Linked DNA regions of Homo sapiens: region 1 is linked to region 2. The links are chromatin contacts, found by Hi-C or POLR2A ChIA-PET in ENCODE. All regions are on one chromosome and are shown on one strand. The core of a region is the stretch at or near the end of the contact, and the rest is flanking DNA. Distances in the headings are between cores, read along the strand shown.

Region 1 (6,361 bases), core at 2,290-4,789, 200 kb before region 2:
TACATATTCCAATAAAAATAAAGAAAGCATTTGAGGAACTGCTCTCTGAAACTGTCTTCAGAATAAGATTATAAATTGTATAAAAGAGTCCTACATTTTACAGTCAAAAACTTCTTTAAAACCAAAATAACATCTAAGTTATTGACCATACTTGGCTCTGAATGGGTTTTCTGAAATTAAAGTCCATTCTGTCAAAGACAAATATTACTACTGAAGACATTTTTAAAACACTAAAAATTCCACAAGAGATTTTTAAAGTTTTTATAGAACTCTAAGAATTAAAAAAACAAAGCTACAAATGCAAGCAGTGTTATCAATGTTAAACCCTCTAAAAAGTTATAAATCCAATTGTCTCAATCAGAAGAAATTTAAGTATATCAACCTCAAAAATTATGCAACCAATAAAAAATTACAAAGACGACGATATGGAAAAAAGTCTAAACATCGAGTGGAAAAAAAGCTGAAAACAAAATTGTAAGTAAGACTTCTGGTTTCCAGGTAGGCACGTAAGAAACTTAGAAGAAACTTAGAAGTTGCCACCCCATCTTAACAACATATAAAAGGCTGAACAAACTGAAAATAAACAACACTTAAATCTGTGAGGTCACAAGGCAAAAGCATCGCACCCAAAACTGGAGACAGAGGTGAATACACAGAATCACAACTTACGGGAACAGAAACCCACTAGCAGAAACCCTCCTGAAAACCAATGGGGGAGAGGGAGGGCTGGAAAACCTAAACTGTAATTGACTCAGTATGGCCAATTCTGAGAGATTAAAAATCCAGGCATCTCAGTCACTGGGAAGCCCTTACACCTTTGTGAGTATCACCTTTCAAGAACTCAACCATGTTCTCACAGTGAATACTTAGGGAAAAAATATCTTTGTGCTTCCAGAAAGGTAAGCATTTTGAAATGTGCCAGAGCATTCTGTTTTTAACAATGCCTGCAATCAAGAGAAACAATTTTATCAGAGTATAACCTGCTTTTTTTCTTAAACTTTTATTTTAGGTTCAGGGCCTCAATGTGTAGGTTATTAGGTAAATTGCATCTCATGGGGGTTTGATATACAGACTATTTTATCCCCCAGGTAATAAACATAGAACCCAATAGATAGTTTTTCGATCCTTTTCCTCCTTCCATCCTCCACCCTGAAGGAGGTCCCAGTGTCTCTTGTTCCCTTCTTTGTATCCATGTGTTCTCAATGTTTATTTAGGTCCCACTTATAAGTGAGAACATGCAGTATTCCGTTTTCTGTTCCTGTCTTAGTTTACTTAGGATAATGGCCTTAGCTCCATCCATGTTGCTGCAAAGGACATGATCTCGTTCTTTTATGACTATGTATATATGTATCGTGTATATGTACCACATTTTCTTTATCCAGTCTACTGTTGATAGGCATTTAGGTTGACTCCACGTCTTTGCTGCTGTGAATAGTGCTGCAATGAACATACATGTGGATGTGTCTTTATGGCAGAATGATTATAATTCTTTGGGTATATACCCAATAATGGGATTGCTGGGTTGAATGGTAATTCTGCTTTGAGTTCTTTGAGAAATCGCTACGCTGCTTCCACAATGGCTGAACTAATTTACATTCCTACCCGCAGTGCATGAGCATTCCCTCTTCTCTGCAACCTCACCAGCATCTGTTACTTTTTGACTTTTTAATAACAGCTTTTCTGACTGCTGTTAGATGCTACCTCATTGTGGTTTTGATTTCCATTTCTCTAATGATTAGTGATGCATTTTTTCATATGCTTGTTAGCTGTGTGAATGTCTTCTGTTGGGTTTTATCAAAGCCTATCAGACCTGGGGGAAGGAAAAAGATGAGTCCAGCTGCCTCTAGTCTTCCATGCAGGAGAAGAGAAATACCCAACTCCAGCCCCCTTTAGACAGCCTGTCCCACCCTAAGGGGGGAAAAACTGAGAAGCACTGGTGAAGTTCACAGTCCAGAGACACAGGCTCACCAAAAGACAGACCTCATCATGAAACTATCAAATCTCACCCCACAAAACACACCATAAAACCGCATCATTAAAGTCCTGTATTTCTGCAGTTCCCTTTACCCAGTTACATCATGTCCACCTTTCAAGAAAAATTATAAGACATACTAAGCAGCTAAGCAAACATCAGAATCAGAGTCAGATATGAAAAGAATGCTGTACTTTTCCAACCAGGAATTTCAGAAAACTATAAGGCTTTAATGGAAAAAACAGACAACATGCAAAAACAGATGAATAATATAAGAAGAGAGATGAGAATTCTGAAAAAAAAAAAAAAAAAGAAATCAAAACAGAAAAAGAAACAAAGATACAAATTACTATTTAATATAATAGAGATGCATCTGAAGGGCTCACTAGTAGACTGGACACAGCTGACAGAACAATCTTGGAGCCTGGTAATATGATATGACAATAGGAACTTCCAAGACTGAAAAGCAAGGCAAAAAAAAAAAAAAAAAGAATAAAACAGAATACTACTAAATGTATAAATATGCATAATGCAAATTCCAAGAAAGGAACACAAGCAACATGTGAAGCAACAATGACTGAGAATTTCTCCAAATTAATGTCAGGCATCAAACCACAGATTGAGGAAGCTCAAACACCACCAAGCAGGATAAAAGCCAAAACAAAAATAAACAAAACCACCCTATAGTTAGGCATATGATATTCAAACATCAGAAAATCAAAGGTAAAGAAAAAACCTTGAAAGAAGCCAAAGGGGAAAAAACACCTTAGCTACAAAGGAGCAAAGATAAGATCACATCAGATATTCCTCAGAAATCATGGAAGTAAGAACAGCATGGAGTGAAATATTTCATGTGTTGAGTTAAAAAAAAAAACCCAACAACCTACAAACCTAAAATTCTGCACTCTGTGAAAATACCCTTCAAAAGTGAAGGAGAAATAAAAACTTTCTCAGACAAATAAAAATTGAGGACTTTGTTGCCAGTAGACCTGCCTTATAAGAAATCTTAAAAGTAGTACTTTTGAGAGGAGGAAAATGATATAGGTTAGAAACTCAGATCTACATAAACATAGGAAGAGTACTGGGGAGAAAGGGTAAAATAAAAACTTTTATTTTCTTACTGTTAATTATCTAACAGACAACAGCTTGTTCAAAACAATAATAGGAACAATATATTCAATTATGAATGCTTATATACATAAGCAGTTTACTTACACATAGCATACAGACAGATATAGTCTTAATGAAGCAATTCTGGGGACAGGGCCAAGACAGCCGATTAGAAGCAGCTGCAGTCCGTGGCGCTCATGGAGAGGAACGAAAGCGGCGAGTGAATACTGCACTTTCAACTGAAATAATCCAGGTAGTCGCATTGAGACTTATCAGGGAAACAGCTCGACCCACGGGGAATGAGGAAAAGCAGGGTGGCGCGGCGGCCCACTTGGGAGCAACACAAGCCAAGGAAACCCCCATCCCCAGCCAAGGGAAGTGATGAGTGATTATGCGACCCAGGGAAACCACGCTTCTCCCATGGATCTTTGCAACCCGGGGATCAGGAGATCCCCTTATGAGTCCACGCCACCAGGGCCTTGGGGCCAACACACGGAGCTGCGTGGAGTCTCAGCAGAGCAGCTGCTCAGGCATGCACAGAGACCCAAGAGCTTTACATACTCCAGTACCGGGATCTCCAACAAACGTGTCTGCAACTCAGACAAGGCGGGAGGTCCACATATACCCCCCGAGAGGGGTTGGAATCCAGAAAGTTGAGCAGCCTTGTTCTGCAGGCCCACTTCCATGACACCTCACAAGATAAGACCCACTGGCTTGGAATTCCAAGCAGCCACCAGCAATAGGCTGTGGGGAGAGGCCAGCACCATCTCTGCTGTTTGGTCAACACAGCTGTTCCAGCCTGCAGACCCTGGAGAGTCCAAATGGTCCAGACGAGAAAGGGTCCCCCCAGTGGCACAACTCAGCAGCTTTGCCAGATATTGACCAGATTACTTCTTTAAGTGAAGCTCCAATCCATTCCTCTTCACTGAGTGGGACCTCCCAGCCAGGCCCTCCAGCCATGGCCTGACAGAGCTCTTACCTTTCTTATCTCTCCCTGGGACAAAGTGTCCAGGAGAGGGGAGGGCTGCTACCTGGGCAGAGGCAGTTCCCTACCATGACACAGCTGTTTTGTCAAGGCATGGCCAGACTGATTCTGTAATCAGGACCCCCAATCCACTCCTCCTTGTGGGGCGGGTCCTCCCAGCCAGAGCCTCTAGTCACCACCCATGTTCTATGGGCCGAAAGAGCTCCAATTTCTCCCTGGGATGGAGTGCCTGAAGAGTGGGGCAGGTTGCCACCTTGGCTGTTTGGGCTCCTCAGCCAGTTCAGCCAGTGGGGCTTGGAGAGCCCAGATCAAATGGTGGCTAAAGGGATCACCAACACAGCACAGCTGCTCTAACAAAAAGAGGCCAAACTGTTGCTTTAAGCGGGCCCCTGATCCCATTCCTCCTAACTGGGTGAAACCTCCCAACTGGGGTCTCCAACCACCCCCTACAGGCGTGTTCAGGTGGCAATAGGTCAGCACCCTCCTGGGATGGTGCTTCCAGAGGAAGGGGCAGGCTGCCATCTTTGCTGTTTTGCAGGCGTCACTGGTGATACCTCCAGGTACAGGAAGAACCAGAGCAACTGGGGTTTGGAGCGGACCTCCAGCAAACTGCAGCAGCCCTACAGAAGAGTGACCAGACTATGAAAAGAAAAACAAACAGAAAACGACAACAAAGAAAAACCACAAAATACCACCCAAAGGTCAGCAACCTCAAAGATCAAAGGTAGATAAGCCCACAAAGATGAGAAAGAATCAATGCAAAAACACTGAAAACTCAAAAAGCCAGAGTGTCCTTTTCCTCCAAATGACCACAACATCTCTCAAGCAAGGGCTCAGAACTGGGCTGACACTGAGATTGCTGAAATGACAGAAGTAGACTTCAGAAGGTGGTAACAACGAAGTTCACTGAGCTAAAGGAGCATGTTTTAACCCAATGCAAAGTAGCTAAGTATCATGTTAAAACTATACAGGAGCTGATAACCAGAATAGCCAGTTTAGAGAGGAAGATAAATGACCTGATGGAGTTAAAAAAACACAACACGAGAACTTCACAATGCAATCATAAATATTAATAGAAGAACAGGCCAAGCAGAGGAAAGAATCTTAGAGCTGGAAGACTGGCTTTCTGAATTAAGACAAGCAGACAATACTAGAGAAAAAAGAAGGAAATGGAATGAACAAAACTTCTGAGAAATATGGGATTATGTAAACAGACTGAATCTACGACTGACTGAGGTACCTGAAAGTGATGGGGAGTTGGAACCAAGTTGAAAAACATACTTCAGGATATCATTTAGGAGAACTTCCCCAACTTACCAAGACAGGCCAACATTCAAATTCAGGAAATACAGAGAACCCCAGTAAGATACTCCATGAGAAGAATCATCCCCAAAACACATAATCATCAGATTCTCCAAGATCAAGATGAAAGAAAAAATGCTCAGAGCAGCCAGAGAGAAGGGCCAGGTCACCTACAAGGGGAAGCCCATCAGACTAACAACAGACCTCTCAGTGGAAATCCTACAAACCAGAAGAGACTGCGGGTCAATATTCAACATTCTTAAAGAAAAGAATTTCCACCCCAGAATGTCATATTGGGCCAAACTAAGCTTCATAAGCAAAGGAAAAATAAGATCCTTTTCAGACAAGCAAATGCTGAGGGAATTCATCACCATCAGGCCTGCCTTGCAAGAGCTCCTGAAGGAAGCACTAAATATGGAAAGGAAAAACAGTTACCAGTTGCTACAAAAACACACTGAAGTACACAGATCAGTCCCTATGAAGCAAGCACATAAACAAGTCTGCAAAATAACCAGCTAGCATGATGAGAGAATCAAATCCGCACATAAGAATTCTATCCTTAAATGTAAATGGGCTAACTGCCCCAATTAAAAGACACAGAATGGCAAGCTGGATAAAGAATCAAGACCCATTGCTACGCTACCTTCAAGGGACCCATCTCACATGCAAAGACACACAAAGACTCAAAATAAAGAGACTGAAGACAATTTACTAAGCAAATGGGAAACAGAACGAAGCAGGGGTTGCAATCCTAGTTTCTGATAAAACAGGCTTTAAACCAACAAAGATCAAAAAAGACAACGAAGGGCATGACATAATGGTAAAGGGTTCAATTCTACAAGAACAGCTAACTAACCTATATATGTGCCCAATACTGGAGCACCCAGATTCATAAAGCAAGTTCTTAGAGACCTTCAATGAGACTTAGACTCCCACACAATAATAGTGGGAGACTTTAACACCCCTACTGACAATATTAGACAGATCATAGA
Region 2 (6,481 bases), core at 2,481-4,980:
CAGTTTTGATTTGCGAATTGACTATTTTTCTTAAATTGGAGCATATTTTTTATCCAAGTTCTGAACTGGAACCAAAAGAATCACCATGAAACACATTTCCTTTGAAAACTGAATTCAGGTCAGTGACATTGGCGATAGCCAGGCCAGCAGCGGGGGACGAGGAGACCCATGTGTGAAGCTGCTCCTTTCCCTCCGAGTCAAGTGCATGCAGCCGGACCAGAAGTTGGTGCTTGCAGATGTGCAAAGTAACCCGGGAGCTCCTGATTTCTGGCATTTTACATAGGTCCAGGGTTCACATGTAGTGGGGAAGATGTGCCTCTGCCAGGCATCTGCTGGCCACTGAGCAGTCCCCTCCAGAGTCAGAGACTGTGGATCAGGAAAGAGCAGGGAGAGCGAGGTGAGGACACACGGGTTGGCTTTGCTTCTGGCACCCACCTTCTCAGCTGGTGGGTGGCCTGTCTCCCTGTCTTAGCTTAGGCTGCCATAGCAAAATCCCACAGACTGGAGGCGCTTAAACAACAGTTCTGGACGCTGGAATTCCAAGATCAAGGTGTCATCGGGGTTGGTTTCTCCTGAGGCCTCTCTCCTTGGCTTGCAGATGGTCATGCTAGAATTAGGGCTTCAGTGTATGACTCTGGGGAGGACATGATTCAGTCTATAAAACTCCCTTAACTCTCTGAAGTGAAGCTGTTTTGGTCGGAGGCTTATCCTCTCCCACATCTCTTCCTGTTACCTGAATCAGGCCTGGCACAGTTCTCAGGACCTCTTTCAACAGCCCCTGGCATGGCCTGGGAATAGATGTATTCTGCTCTTTAAGGTCCGAAATCCTCAAAACCCAGCTGAGTGCTGGGAAAAGTACCCTTCTCTAATATGACACAAATGGTTTAGGTTAACTTGGCCCAAACTCTTAATTCTACAGCCTTCCTACAATTTCCTACTTTTTTGTCACCAGCTTCTCTCTGACTCCTTGCTAAGTTCCTCAGGCCTGCTGGCCTCAGACCAGCTACAGAAGTCCATCCTTTTACAGTCTCCACACACTCACAAGCAGCATTTTCCCTGGTCACTTAACTTCCGGATGGTTTCCACGTGCAACAGCCTTCTGCGACCTCCTCCTGACCCTCAGCCCTTCATCTTCCCCAGAGCTGGGGCTCCCCTGTTTATTTGGCCCCTGGGAAGTGTGGCCCAGCTCTCGTGTGCAGCTGATGGTGTGCTGCCCTGCTCAGCTCCCCTTCAGGACCGAGGAGACCATCTTCTATCTGCATGGGATGTTGCCCCCAGAAGCTCTCACAGCTGAGCCCTTCCCCAGGAACTGCCCCAGACTGAAGGGAGCTGCCTCACCAACAGGGCATCCTACACCCAGTGACTTCTCCATGGGAGGTGGGGTACAAAGCGTAGCCCTTATGCCTCCCTTTGGGGCAATGTGAAAGGCCACCCCAGTTCCAGTTTCCCATGGAACTGGCTGATGACTGTGCTGCCACTTCCCCCTCTGCTCAATGTCCTGTTGCCTCTCTACGCTCACAAGTGCTGACCCTGAGAACCTTCCCTGGTAAACTTCTTGCATGCCAATCTCCCTCTGTGAGACCATCTCTGGAAAACCTGGGTCTGGCTGCCCCCGGGGGCAGCCCCATCATGGTAATCTGCATTTCCCCAGCCTCCCCCAGAGTCCTAGCAAGTCAAATTCTCTCCATCTTTTGTCATCATCCCCTTTCTATTGACAGATAAATGAAGGCTTGGAAGGGAGGAGACATAACAGGACCAACCTCACCTTGCACTGGTGGCAGAGCCAGCTGGAAGGGCACGGCTGCTGGGTTATGTGCCACTCCCTGTGGGTTTGGTTATCTAGTTGGCTTACCATGTGGTGCTGTGGGTGCCGGATGGTAAAACTAAGCTGGATAGTCTTGGCTAACAGAGAAGAAAAATCTCTCCATATCCATGCATCCCATCGCTTTGTGCTTCCTCATAGGTGGGTCAGCATCATCAACACTCCCTTGTATAACATCATTCTCTCCCACCCAGAATGCTCAATTTCCTTATCCAGTTGGGTTAGGGTTCTTTTGGTTGCCAGGAACTGAAACCCATTCAGGATCATGAGGTCAGGTGATCTCTGGAAAATCCAATAACTCTAAGTACCTGAGTTTAGGAAAGGTTGGGTGTCAGATGGCTTCAGGGATCACTTCTATCTCATCTCCCTTTTGAGAGGTGGTAATTCATGGTGGCTACAAGCAAGCACTTATAAAACTAAAAAAAAAAAAAACTAAATAGGGAGCCAGTCTATTTAGTATACATCATGGCTTTCCCAAGAGTCATTTTGGGCACACTATGTTTATGCCTTGGTTTCTTATCTGTAAAATGAGGATAATCATAGCATCCATGTCATAAGATTGCTATGAGAAATAAATAAGGTAATTTAATGTAAAGGACTTAGGGACTTAGTGCAGCACTTGGCATACAGGAAATGCTAGAGGTGATCGCTCTTTCTCATTCCCGGCTTCTCCACTTTCTTCCCTGTATCTGTTGTTCTCTCTTTCCCAGCTACTTCCTGTGGTTCCCCATGACTTATGCATACACACGACCTGATAACAGCCACTTTATTCTCATCAACTTGATTTTCATCTCAAGGATCCATTCCTGAAGGGCATCTCCTCTCTGTGCCTCTTGGTTTGGGCTTCCTATGAGAACGAATCTGATTGTTCCATATTCATCTTTTTGAGGCCAGTCAGTCAGGTGACATGTCATTGGAAACTTAGGTTGGCCCTCCTCAAATCAGGTGCTCATCTTGGTCCAATCACCCAAGGCCAGGAGATTGGAATAACCGTTGGGATAACCAATTCCCTTTCCACTCAGCAGGCATGTGGGTAGGGGTAGATTGTGAGAAGGGAGAGCAGGTAGAGCAGAAGCCCCTGAGTATGCCTACTGCAGCATCCTGCCAAACAACCTAATCCTGGCTTTCCCTTTGCCATGATTTCTTTCACTGCACATGTTGAAGGAACAATCTTTCTAGATGGCTTTGCTCCCTCTCCGCCTCCTTTACCCCTTGCATCTGACTGCCCGTTCTACACACTCACCTGGGTGTATTTGCTAGAAATCCCCTATTTATGTCCTGGAAACAAAATTCACAGCTGTCTGGTCCTTTTTCTTCCTGACCCCCCACACCATTGAGGCTCCTCTGTGAAATCTCCCCTTGTGGGTTCCATGCTGCTGGCCATCCTTCCACTCCTCCTGCCTCACTCTCCAGCTACTTCAACAGACACTTGCATGTCTAATCTTCTGACATAGATTGTGAGCTTCTAGAAGATAGAAACAATATTCCACAGAGTGATTTAACAGTACTATGTAAGTGACCAATGGCAGGGAGAGGCTTAAAAATATTGCACTGGAGGTGTCATGGCATCCATGTTTCTATACAACGAGGGCTCCTTTTTAAGCTATAACTTCAATCTAAATATGACTAACTCTTTCCATGAAAAAAGGTACAAAGCCCTTACTCCCTTTGGTGCTGTGAATGTTTATCTATCTCCAAAGAGAAAGCACAACAACCATCAGAATATGTAGGTGGCAGAAACAGGAAGCTATAAATACCACAATACCAGATTTTTTAAAAGAGCTTCATGGAGGAAATCAAAGCAGTTTATAGGAAATGATTGGCACTTAGTGTTTCATGGTTGTGTTTCATGCAAAGGCTGAGACATACCACCAGGAATCTGCGGCAAGAGGCAGCAGATGACAGCACAGGAAGCCCAATGGTGACCTAGATCAGACCAGAGCTATGCCTTCAACTAGACAGGTTAAGAGTGATTGCCAGCCACTTTTCTCATGAAGGAGAGACAGAAGCAATTCTTGAAGTCCTTTGTTGTTAAGCACAGAGAATAAAATTTCTCTGGTTCTTACTGCAAAGAATGTTGGCTTAGTCTCAACAAGTACTTGCAGTTGGTTTCACAGATTCCTTGAGGAGTTGTTATAAATCTGGACTGAATGGGCCCAGCCTTCCTATTAGATGCCTGGTATCCTGAGTGGGCAAAAAAAGGTGAACAGTCCCTCAATATAGAATTTAGTCTTACTGAGGTTTCTTCATATCTGTATATGGTAAGTGTGATAGGCACTTGGTAAGCATATGCTCAATGGAGGAGATTCATTCCTCCTGGAACAGATTAGGCTTGATGTCAATTCCTGAAATAAAGGGGCTCCTACTAGGACTAAAGCTAGTTAATGAATTTGATTACTTTGTCAGGAACATGAACTATTCATTACAGGGCATGATTTAAAAACTCAGAGGTCAGTTCCCTCTTTATCAGCATGAGCTGATTCTGAGCTATCCTTAATACAAAATTCAGCCTCTAAACTAGCTATAACAATAAAAGCAATTATACCACACACATCATAACTTTTTTGAAATTTCTCTAAAGATTTTTGGAGGCACAAAGGGAGTTTATGTTGCCCAGTACATGGCATAAATGGCTTTTCAAGAAAAAAATTTCTTTTAGGTACGTCTCTTCTTCCCAGATATCTTCCTGGTCCTCCTATGGAAAATGGGGTGGGTTTGAGGGCAGAGCACCTGCCCTTTTCCACTTTCTACTGGCTTGGGAGACCTGCTGCCACCCCACTTCCACCATGATCTGGCTTCTGCTTACTTTCTATGCTTACTGTCTACCCCTCTTCTTCCTTATGTTACATTCAAGACTTATTAAATCCCTTACAGTTCCCAGAAAATCATGCTGTTCTCTACCCCTCCTTACCCCTCAGCCCCACTCCTGATCTCTGCACTTCTTTTCCTCTTTCTTGAATGTCTTTTGCCCCTGCTGGCCATGCCTGAACTCCTATTCTTTCATAAGTCACTTAACTCGATTTATTTAAGCCTCCCAGTGTTCCAAAGCCCATTGTAATGCATACCTGGTTTGTGGCTCCTGTCAGTGTCTTGCAATGACTGTTTCCATGTCTTTCTCATCTGCTGGAACATGAGCTCTTTTTTTCACTTTATCTCAGAGTTAAGATGATCTATAAATTCTTGAATGACTGAACAAACAAATGCAACCCCTTAGAAACCTAGGCATTACCTGGAAGCATGGAAATTTACCCAAATTGCTTTATGGATGTTTTTGTTGTTCACCTGGTTTAGTCTTTAGGATTATAAAGCCTCCAGAGCTCTGGGTTCGGATTAAAAATCTGCCATGAGCCAGTTTCCCTCAGGGCTGGGCTCCTAAGGGAAAATGCCTCAGAGTGGCTAACTATAGGATCCCTGGGAAACATTTGTCCTTGTGCCTTGAAAAGGCCTTAGCACATGAGTCAGGATACCTTACAATTTCACTTGTACAGTGTTTGCAAAGCACCTTCATATGTGTGTTCATGTGAATTTCGTGATAACACTGTGGGGTAGGCAGGGTAATATCATGGCCTAAACAGATGCAAAAACTCAGGTTCAGAGAAGGTGAGGCACTTGCCCAAGCTCACACAGCTAACAAGAGAGCTGAAAATAGAACACAGGTTAGCTCCTGCTCCACAATACCATGACCTTATCAATGAGTTGACAAGAACCATCCTCCTTGGGTACTTGTCAAGAAAGCTGGGAGGCTGGGAATGGGTGGAGTACACGTGCGTGTGTAGAGTCAGGAGGCCTGACCCAAGCTTGGGAAGTTCTGCAATGGCTTCGGTGTGCCCTGTGGTTATCCCCTTGTATACTGGGTAGGTGACTCTCCTGAGCAGGTGACAGAGCCTGGCAGTGATCCTGCCTCGGATCCAGATAAATATATTTGGATAGAAACTTTGAGCTTGTAGACAGATCAAGATTACTCACATAACCTGATATAAAGCACAGCTTCCATGTTAGTTACCAGATTTTCAAGAATTCTTTCCTTCTATTCTTCTTTCCTTTACCATTTAATTAGAATTGATCATATGCAGCTGAAGAGGAAAACCTGGGTTCTTCTTTGAAGAGCTCATTTTGATGGTTTGGTTCCATCACTGCCTATGCTCATTGGAGAAGCTTATTAGGACCTTCCAGTATTCTGTCACTCAGGCCAAGACTGCCAAAGTTGAATGCACACACCCTGGCCATGATGCAAGGCAATCCACTGGGAAGAGGGAGGAAAATATAAACCTATCAGTTCATCTCAGTTACCTAGTTTCTATTTTGTGTGTTTTATAACACATATGATATATTAATTCAGTAGCACACATAAAGTACATATGCACATATGTATATATGCATAGTATGTCCTCAATTTTATTTTTACTTTACTGATAGGAATTCTTGAAGAAAAGTTTGGAGACCATTGCCTTAGAGAAAGGAAAGCTATGCTCTGAGACAGGAACCACACAGCTCTTTCGCTGTGTTCTCTGCTCAGAAAGCTGCGGGGTCTTCACAATGGCCATTGTCATGGCTTGATTCTTTTGGCCAACATGGTTGCCTTAGAAGGCACAAGGCACACACTTCCCCTACCACCCCCACCCTTCACCCCCTTCAGGATCCCCTGGACATTTGGGAAGA

What was found. Hi-C counts contacts between places; a loop is a spot of excess contacts on that map. ChIA-PET counts read pairs that join two places held with the same protein, here RNA polymerase II (POLR2A). Pooled maps may share reads with other maps.
Region 1: a pooled map shows a loop between it and region 2 (1.9-fold over the local background). The contact joins two enhancer-like sites. A Hi-C loop is called at or near these places in 2 of 50 pooled maps. POLR2A ChIA-PET finds 5 or more read pairs at or near these places in 3 of 52 experiments (GM10248, activated T-cell and activated naive CD4-positive, alpha-beta T cell).

What each region holds. Positions count from the first base shown.
Region 1 is chr2:148,717,814-148,724,174 of GRCh38, reverse strand. The region is part of intron 2 of EPC2 (enhancer of polycomb 2); the gene reads right to left. Among named protein-coding and RNA genes, the nearest start is that of EPC2, 76 kb to the right of the region's middle. Within about 2 kb of position 3,539, at least 6 of the 41 ENCODE cell types and tissues checked have a DNase peak (open chromatin) inside an H3K27ac peak, as active enhancers do.
Region 2 is chr2:148,521,865-148,528,345 of GRCh38, reverse strand. LOC124907896 (a long non-coding RNA gene) reads right to left here. Exons shown (of 2, transcript XR_007087259.1): 2 at 1-6,481. Among named protein-coding and RNA genes, the nearest start is that of EPC2, 120 kb to the left of the region's middle. RefSeq lists an enhancer at 4,615-5,152. Within about 2 kb of position 3,730, at least 3 of the 41 ENCODE cell types and tissues checked have a DNase peak (open chromatin) inside an H3K27ac peak, as active enhancers do.